3 separate regions of the Homo sapiens genome follow, and regions 1 and 3 are each linked to region 2. A link is a loop called in an ENCODE intact Hi-C map of the cell type or tissue named here. Cell type or tissue: PC-3. All regions are shown on one strand. Region 1 overlaps SLC22A2 (solute carrier family 22 member 2). Region 2 overlaps SLC22A1 (solute carrier family 22 member 1). Region 3 overlaps SLC22A2 (solute carrier family 22 member 2).

Evidence for each region. Peaks named below come from ENCODE experiments on the same cell type or tissue, not always from the same donor. Only the 100,000 strongest peaks of a DNase experiment are listed, where the experiment ranks them.
Region 1: it touches region 2 in a loop (3-fold over the local background); 8 of 110 quality-filtered maps call a loop at or near these places.
Region 3: a loop joins it to region 2, with 4 times the contacts of the local background. A loop is called at or near these places in 9 of 110 quality-filtered maps.

What each region holds. Positions count from the first base shown.
Region 1 is chr6:160,216,239-160,218,738 of GRCh38, reverse strand. It overlaps SLC22A2 (solute carrier family 22 member 2), which reads left to right. Exons shown (of 11, transcript NM_003058.4): 11 at 1,241-1,984. The coding sequence ends at 1,307. Among named protein-coding and RNA genes, the nearest start is that of SLC22A2, 41 kb to the left of the region's middle. In PC-3, no CTCF peak of the experiment used is centred here; no DNase peak of the experiment used is centred here.
Region 2 is chr6:160,137,079-160,139,578 of GRCh38, reverse strand. The region is part of intron 6 of SLC22A1 (solute carrier family 22 member 1); the gene reads right to left. Among named protein-coding and RNA genes, the nearest start is that of SLC22A1, 17 kb to the right of the region's middle. In PC-3, a CTCF peak has its summit at 1,181 (motif pointing left); DNase peaks (open chromatin) are centred at 8 and 1,168; H3K27ac peaks cover 1,062 bases.
Region 3 is chr6:160,237,508-160,240,007 of GRCh38, reverse strand. All of the region lies in intron 9 of SLC22A2 (solute carrier family 22 member 2), which reads left to right. Among named protein-coding and RNA genes, the nearest start is that of SLC22A2, 20 kb to the left of the region's middle. RefSeq lists an enhancer at 1-772. In PC-3, no CTCF peak of the experiment used is centred here; DNase peaks (open chromatin) are centred at 997, 1,557 and 2,227; H3K4me3 peaks cover 386 bases; H3K27ac peaks cover 2,244 bases.

The DNA.
Region 1 (2,500 bases), 79 kb before region 2:
TTGCTTTTGTTATTGTTGCTGCTGCTGTTGCTGTTGCTGCTGCTGCTGATGCTGTTACTGTTACTATTGCTATTACTGATACTATTGTTGCTGCTGCTGTTGCTCGTGTTGCTACTGTTGCTATTGCTGTTACTACTGAGGATCCTATTGTTGCTATTGCTGTTGCTGCTGATGGTATTACTGTTGCCATATCTGTTGCTGCTACTGTTACTGTTGCTGTTGCTATTACTATTGTTGCTGCTGTTGCTTTTGTTGTTGTTACTGCTGCTGTTGTCACTGATGCTTCTACTGTTGCTATTGCAGTTGCTGCTGTAATTACTGTTGTTGCTGCTGTTGCTACTATTGCTGCTACTGTTGCTGCTGTTCTTGCTTTTGTTGTTCCTGCTGCTGCTTCTATTGCTGCTATTTCTACTGTTGTTGTTTCTGCTGCTGTAGTTGTTGTTATTGTTGTTGGCAGAGAGACCAGAGGAGCTCAACTGACTTGATTTTACCTCCCCATCTGGAGCTTTAGAGAATTCCAAAACCATAGGGTGATTTGGGTAAGCTTCTGCCATCCCTCGTCTCAGATTGGATTGGTCCAGAAAACGAGACAATACTAACCAACTCCAGGTGGGGGAAATTCTGTGAGATGCTGGGTGGCTGGGAGCAGCCCACAGCTGATTCAATATTGCTATAAACAGGAACAGGTCCAAAGGGCATGGCTGGGAACAACAAAATGAAGAAAGCAGCATTTCTACGATGAATATCAGCAATGTCCTGGCATTCACGAAGACAAGATGATTGAGAAAACTTGCAATTTGAACAAATGTTTTAATTGCAGTCTTCATTTATCAAGCTGTTGAAAAGTAAATACACTTTGAAAAAATAATTTTTCAAATTCTATTTGCATAACTAATGATAACAAGATTTTGCAATCTTCATCTTTAACTGATATAAGATTAAGTTTAGACTTTACCCACATTCTCTATTACAGAGAAAGGTGAACACCCTAAAAAAGGAACTTATTTAGGCCAGTACCAATTCAACAAGATAATTTTAGGAATAACTCTGTCGACATGAGTTATCAACAAGTTCTGTCCATTTTCTTTGTGAGAACCACCACTCAGAACACATTGCAAGACTAATCCTGAACAAAGTTTATAATCATTTGTTGTTCCTCTCATTTATTACCCACTTTATTTTGGTTTTCAGCCTCCTCATAATTTCTTTCTCCCCTCTCCATTTTTATTTCTTATTGCAGACCAAGAAAAAATAAAGAAAAGATGATTTACCTCCAAGTTCAGAAACTAGACATTCCATTGAACTAAGAAGAGAGACCGTTGCTGCTGTCATGACCTAGCTTTGATGGCAGCAAGACCAAAAGTAGAAATCCCTGCACTCATCACAAAGCCCATACAACTCAACCAAACTTACCCCTGAGCCCTATCAACCTAGGTCTACAGCCAGTGGAGTCTATTGTACACTGTGGAAAAATACCCATGGGACCAGATCCTGCCAAATTCTTCCAGCTCACTTTATTCTCAGCATTCCTAGGACATTGGACATTGGTTTTCTGGAGGGTTTTTTTTCCATCTTTGTATTTTTTTAAATTTGATTCTTTTCTTTGCAATGCTATCTAACCAGAATACATAGGGGAACTGTGGGCTAGGCAAACAAAATAGAAAAAAGTGTGAAAAACAGTAAAGTTGGGAGAGGAGCATCTATTTTCTTAAAGAAATAAAACACCCAAAACAATATAAAGTTGTCCAGAATGTATGTCAAGAATTTTAGATAGGCCTTTCAGTAACACAGGTGAAGAAATTTTTAAAAATACATTGATTATTATCTAGGTTAGACTTAAAGTGAATCTCAAATAAAAGAATCAGGAATACAACTTAAGTGATCATGAGGTCCTTCCATATTTAGATTGGGTAAGCATGAATGTGTATTTTCTACAAAAGACCTTGAGAAGAGTTCAATAAAAAATGTTAGCATTATAAAACCATTGATGATCATTTTTTAGTCTGGTAAAAATGTCTTAACATTTGTGGATTTTAAAATACATGTTAATATTTTATAAAAGTAATATTATGAATACATTTTTAAAAGCTAAATATCATAAGACTTATAATGAAAACAAAATTTCCTTGCCCTATTTCACCTCTACTAATTTCTCAGAGAAAATTTTCAACTATTTTAGGTGAATTTTCCCCCTGAGATTCATCTCCATATATATAAATAACTTCTTTATATTGACATTTCTTGATTTTTCAGCTTAAATATTATCTATTTACTTTTTAATATAACAGATAAAAATGTAACTCTCTTCATCTCTCCCTTCATCCCAACACACAGCTTTTCTGTTCCCTTTAAACTTTGTCACATTTTTATTAAATCAAATACTGAACTTTCATGTCATTATGGCTATTAACACTGAGTCATTTTGTGTACTATGATTATGCTTCCTTTCTTTTACAGTATCTTGCTTTTCCTGAACACTGGTTTTTATTGTTTTGTTTTC
Region 2 (2,500 bases):
CGCAGATGGAGAAAGAGCATGAATCACTGGGTTTAGAATGCCCTAGAGCAATATGAGAAGAGGGGAGTAAAAATGAGAAAGAGTGTCCTAGAAGGGCCCCAATGATACATTTTTTTCATGATAGATGTGAGAGTCTGACTTGTAGGATATGCCTCCAAGTCTCCTGGAGACTGCACGTGAGGATGGCTACTGTTCACTGCAGATTTAAATGTCTGGTTCTGCACCAAGCCCTGCACGTGCGTACCTCATCTGACACCCCAACAGGCCTACGAGGAGGTGGGCAGGAGAGACCAGGAAGTAAGGGGCCAGGTGTCGGATTGCTTTATGAGCTGTGTCACCTTGAGGAAGTTAACTAACCTCTCTGGGCCTCAGTTCCCTCGTCTGTAAATGGGATTGTAATAGTACCTCCCACATCTGTTTGTCTTGAGTACTCACTGAATTAGCGTACAAAAGTGCCAATTATAGTTCCCAGCACACAGTATGCACTCAGGGCACTCAGAAGACTCAGGGCACAACAGACAGAGGCATGGGCCAGGTCTTTCCAACCGCACCATGGCATTCCCGGCCCTTTACTGTGCTGTCCTTAGTGGGCGCTATTGATTCACCTACGCTCTTCCATTCACTGCACACCCCCTCCGTCCATATTTGAGAAAATGTAGCAACATTACAGCATATGGCACACAGACCCGAGGCCTAGCTAAATCACTCTCACCTGAGCCAAAATGTAGGGTGCCTCATGTGTCACTTCGGGGGGAAAATATCATTTGGAAGCTAGAAAGCTTTTACAGTCATATTTACATTGTGAGAACAGATTTGGGTCAATAAGAAATTACTGTCTCATCCCAGCATGCAGATTGCCTATCAGCTCCAAAACTGAGATGAAAATGCATGTTGCTAAGGAATGTATCCTTCTTTGATAAAATTTCGCCTAAAGAAGCATTGGGATGCTTTTGTTTCTAGTCCTAAATTATTCCTGATTGGACAAAGGGTCAAGAGAACAAGAAACAAGGTGCTTGCCTGCAACTCAAGGAGTTGAGGTTAGCCTGAGTGCCTCTGTACCATTTAGCCAGTTAAAGACAGCAGTCATATTACTGATAAAGAAACTGGTTTAAGAGAAAGGAACGTGTAACCTTGATTTTCCTGTCAACAAGCCAGTTAACAAATGTGCCGGGCTGCCACCTGTGGGCAGAGCTCATGAATTGCATGTGTGTATTAAAATAACAAAAAAAACCACATTGACATTGAACATTTCCTGCATGGATGCTGTACCCTCTTCTATGTCATTTACACATATAATCTCCTTAATCCTCCCAACACATCTGTGAGATAGGTACTATCACTTCTCCCATTACTGAGGGGGAAATTGAGTCACGGAGAGATTAAGGCCCTTTGGAAGGTCACACAGCCAGGACATGGTGGACAGACCTTTCGAGTCTCAGTCATGACAACCAGCAGGACAGTAGAAAAGGGCGTTCAGGGGCCAAAGGCGTGAGGCCTTGTGGGCCACAGAAAAGGATCTGGCTTTATTCTCAGTGATTAGGAAGCCAGCAGAGGGTAAACAGGGAGAGACAAGGTCTGTTGAGCTCTAAGGGATGCCTTTGCCTGCTTTGTGGAGCACCGAGGGGCATGGGTAAAGCCAGCAGGCCACCCAGAAGGTGCCTACAGTAATGCAGGTAAGAGATGCTGCAGAACTGTCCATGAGACAGCTGACATTTATACAAAGAATTAGTGCCAAGGACAGGGCTACTACAACCCCAGCAAGGGAACCCAGGGTGCCCAAGATGGGAGGCAGCAGGTTCTGAAGGCATTTCCAAGCCAGTTGATGGAACTTGCCAGAGGACTGGATGTGGGGGTAACAGAACAGAAGAGTCAAGAACACTGCCTTGTGGGGAGTCTCGGAGCTGGGGAGGGGAGCTGAACAGCGTAGCAGAGCGGGCAGTTACTTCCACTGCAGCGGCCAGTCCCAGCCTCCATGCTGAGTTCAACACTGAGTATCCATGGAAACCCACCAGGTACATGGGGCTATTTGCAAAGGTTCACGGGCCCAGCATGTGGCTGGGTGCAGGACCCCAGCGGCAAACTCGGAGACAGGGAGGGTGAAGGTTGAGGCAGGACAGGACACACTGAACCTGGACAGATTCTGGGGCACAGTGTTTACTCATTCAACTTTCAGCAAATATTGATTTAGGGTCTGCAATATGCCAGGCACTGACTTACTACAAACTCTTTGTTCCAATAAAACCTCACATAGAAGAGCAAACAAGTGTGCCTGGGTAGCGGAGCTGCTCCCGCTGAAGGGGCCAGGCCCAGAGTGCAGTTGGGGGGCCCTCACTGTATGCTGAGGGGAAAGCCCTTGTGCGGAGGAGGTGAGCCAGCATCCTCCTAGGGAGCAGGGCAGGGGATTCCTGCTCGTGACAGCAGCTGGGGGAGCATGCAGACCCCTGGAATGTGCAAAGCGTGTGTGCGTGGGTCCATGTGGGTGTGCGTTCTCTAGTCAATA
Region 3 (2,500 bases), 100 kb before region 2:
TTCACTCCTAAGGCTGCCCAATGCCCCACACAGCTACCCTGCTCATTCCTTTTCTTCCCCTTCTTCTCACGGAATTTGTGAGGGGGAAAATTTTCCACCACTCTAGATCTGCCAGCAAAAGTTCCAAACCACTGATGGAACTTACCTGCAAAACAGATGCAATGAATTCCTCCATGATCCAGTTTAATAGCAATAAGATGGCCAAAGTTGACAGAGCACAAGCTCTTTATCCTGAGATAACTTGGCCACAGAGTAGCTGGTGCTACTCCTGAGACATATGTGACCCCTATTTCTTTCTCCCCCAACACTGGCTAAGGAAACTGTCCTCAGAACCCTCTTTTCATCATGAGGAGGTACCCATCAAACCCTCTGTCCTCCTTCCTGCCATGGAGGAAGTTAGAGACCACTCAATCTTGGCCACTCCCTTAGGTGGACAGTGGGTGACTAATGGGTCAGCAGGACATTTCTGGATAGCAGATGGTTACTTCGTTACTGGAAAGAGGTCCTGACCCAGACCCCAAGAGGGGGTTCTTGGATCTTGCACAAGAAAGAATTCGAGGTCAATCCATAGAGTAAAAGGAAAGCAAGTTTATTAAGAAAGTAAAGGAATAAAGAATGGCTACTCCATAGGCAGAACAGCAGCATGGGCTGCTCAGTTGAGTAACCTATAGTTACTTCTGGATTATATGCTAAACAAGGAGTGGATTATTCGTGAGTTTTCCAGGAAAGGGATGGGCAGTTCCTGGAACTGAGGGTTCCTCCCCTTTTCAGACTATATAGGGTGACTTCCGGACATCACCATGGCATCTGGCATCTGTAAACTGTCATGGTGCTGGTGGGAGTGTCTTTTAACATGCTAATGCATTATAATTAGTGTATAATGAGTAGTGAGGATGACCAGAGGTCACTTCCATCGCCATCTTGGTTTTGGTGGGTTTGGGCCAGCTTCTTTACCACTTCCTGTTTTATCACCAAGGTCTTTGTGACCCTGTGTCTTTTGCTGACCTCCTATCATCCTGTGACTAAGAATGCCTAACCTCCTGGGAATGCAGCCCAGTAGGTCTCAGCCCCATTTTACCCAGCCCCTGTCCAAGACAGAGTCACTCTGGTTCAAACAACTTTGACAACTTCATGTTTCTCTAAGTACTATTTAACAAATAGTACTTTATTGACCCTTGTTCCTGCCTGACACCTTCCTGCAGGAAAGATAAAGGATTATAACTACATTTCAATATTTAAAGTAAACTCAAAGACAATTCTAATTTTATTCTTGAAAGTAATTTCATATTCTTCCCTCACTAACCTTTAGTATGAGTGGCTAGTGGAAAGAAAACCTAATAGTTTTTCATTTTAACTTCTTTCTCTTTCTTTTCCACACAATAATGGTGTGCTAATTGTGGTCTTGAAATAGCCATAAAACGATAATCAAAGAAGACTGAAAGTCAACACACTGGAAAATCCTGGCTGAAAGAGCACTGGAAAAATCAACAAGGATTATTCTGGTTAACTAGGCCTGTCTTTGCAAATATAAAATGCCAAACGAATGGTAATTTTATTAATCAGTTGTATTCATCATGATTCACTCACTTCAGAGATTCAGATGCCAGCTGAATGTGTTTCTTGTTTGCATTACTTACAATACAATAACCAAGTGAATCTTGGGAGGCTTGGAGACATTTTGAGAGGTTAATTATTTAATAGGCACTTCCACTGTATATACCATGTGCCAGGCACTATTCTAAGCCTTTGACAATATTAATTCATTTCAGCCTCATAACAAGCCTGTCTCTGTTACCAGAAAGGGGTCCCAATCCAGACCCCAAGAGAGGGTTCTTGGATCTCACACAAGAAGGAATTCAGGGCGAGTTCACAGAGTGATGTGAAAGCAAGTTTATTAAGAAAGTAAACAAATAAAGAATGGCTGCTCCATAGGCAGGGCAGCCCTGAGGGCTGCTTGTTGCCCATTTTTATGGTTATTTCTTAATTATATGCTAAACAAAGTGTAGATTATTTATGAGTTCCCCGTTTTTAGACCATATAAGGTAACTTCCTGATGTTGCCATGGCATTTGTAAACTGTCATGGCACTGGTGGGAGTGTAGCAGTGAGGACAACCAGAGGTCACTCTCATTGCCATCTTGGTTTTGGTGGGTTGTAGCCAGCTTCTTTATTGCAGCCTGTTTGATCAGCAAGGTCTTTATGACCTGTATCTTGTGCCAACTTCCTATCTCATCCTGTGACTTAGAATGCCTAACTGTCTGGGAATGCAGCCCTGTAAGTCTCAGCCTTATTTTACCCAGCCCCTCTTCAAGATAAAGTTTCTCTGGTTCAAACACCTCTGAGATTTCCCCATTCCCTTTTGTAAGAGAACTCTTAATCTTAATGGTTGCAGAGAGACAAAGATCCATCTTCTGTAACTTTTTCATTCTGATTAAGGGTGATGATATTTCTGATTAAGTATTAGGGTCTCTTGTATTCAGGGTAGAGAGGAGCTCAGTCAG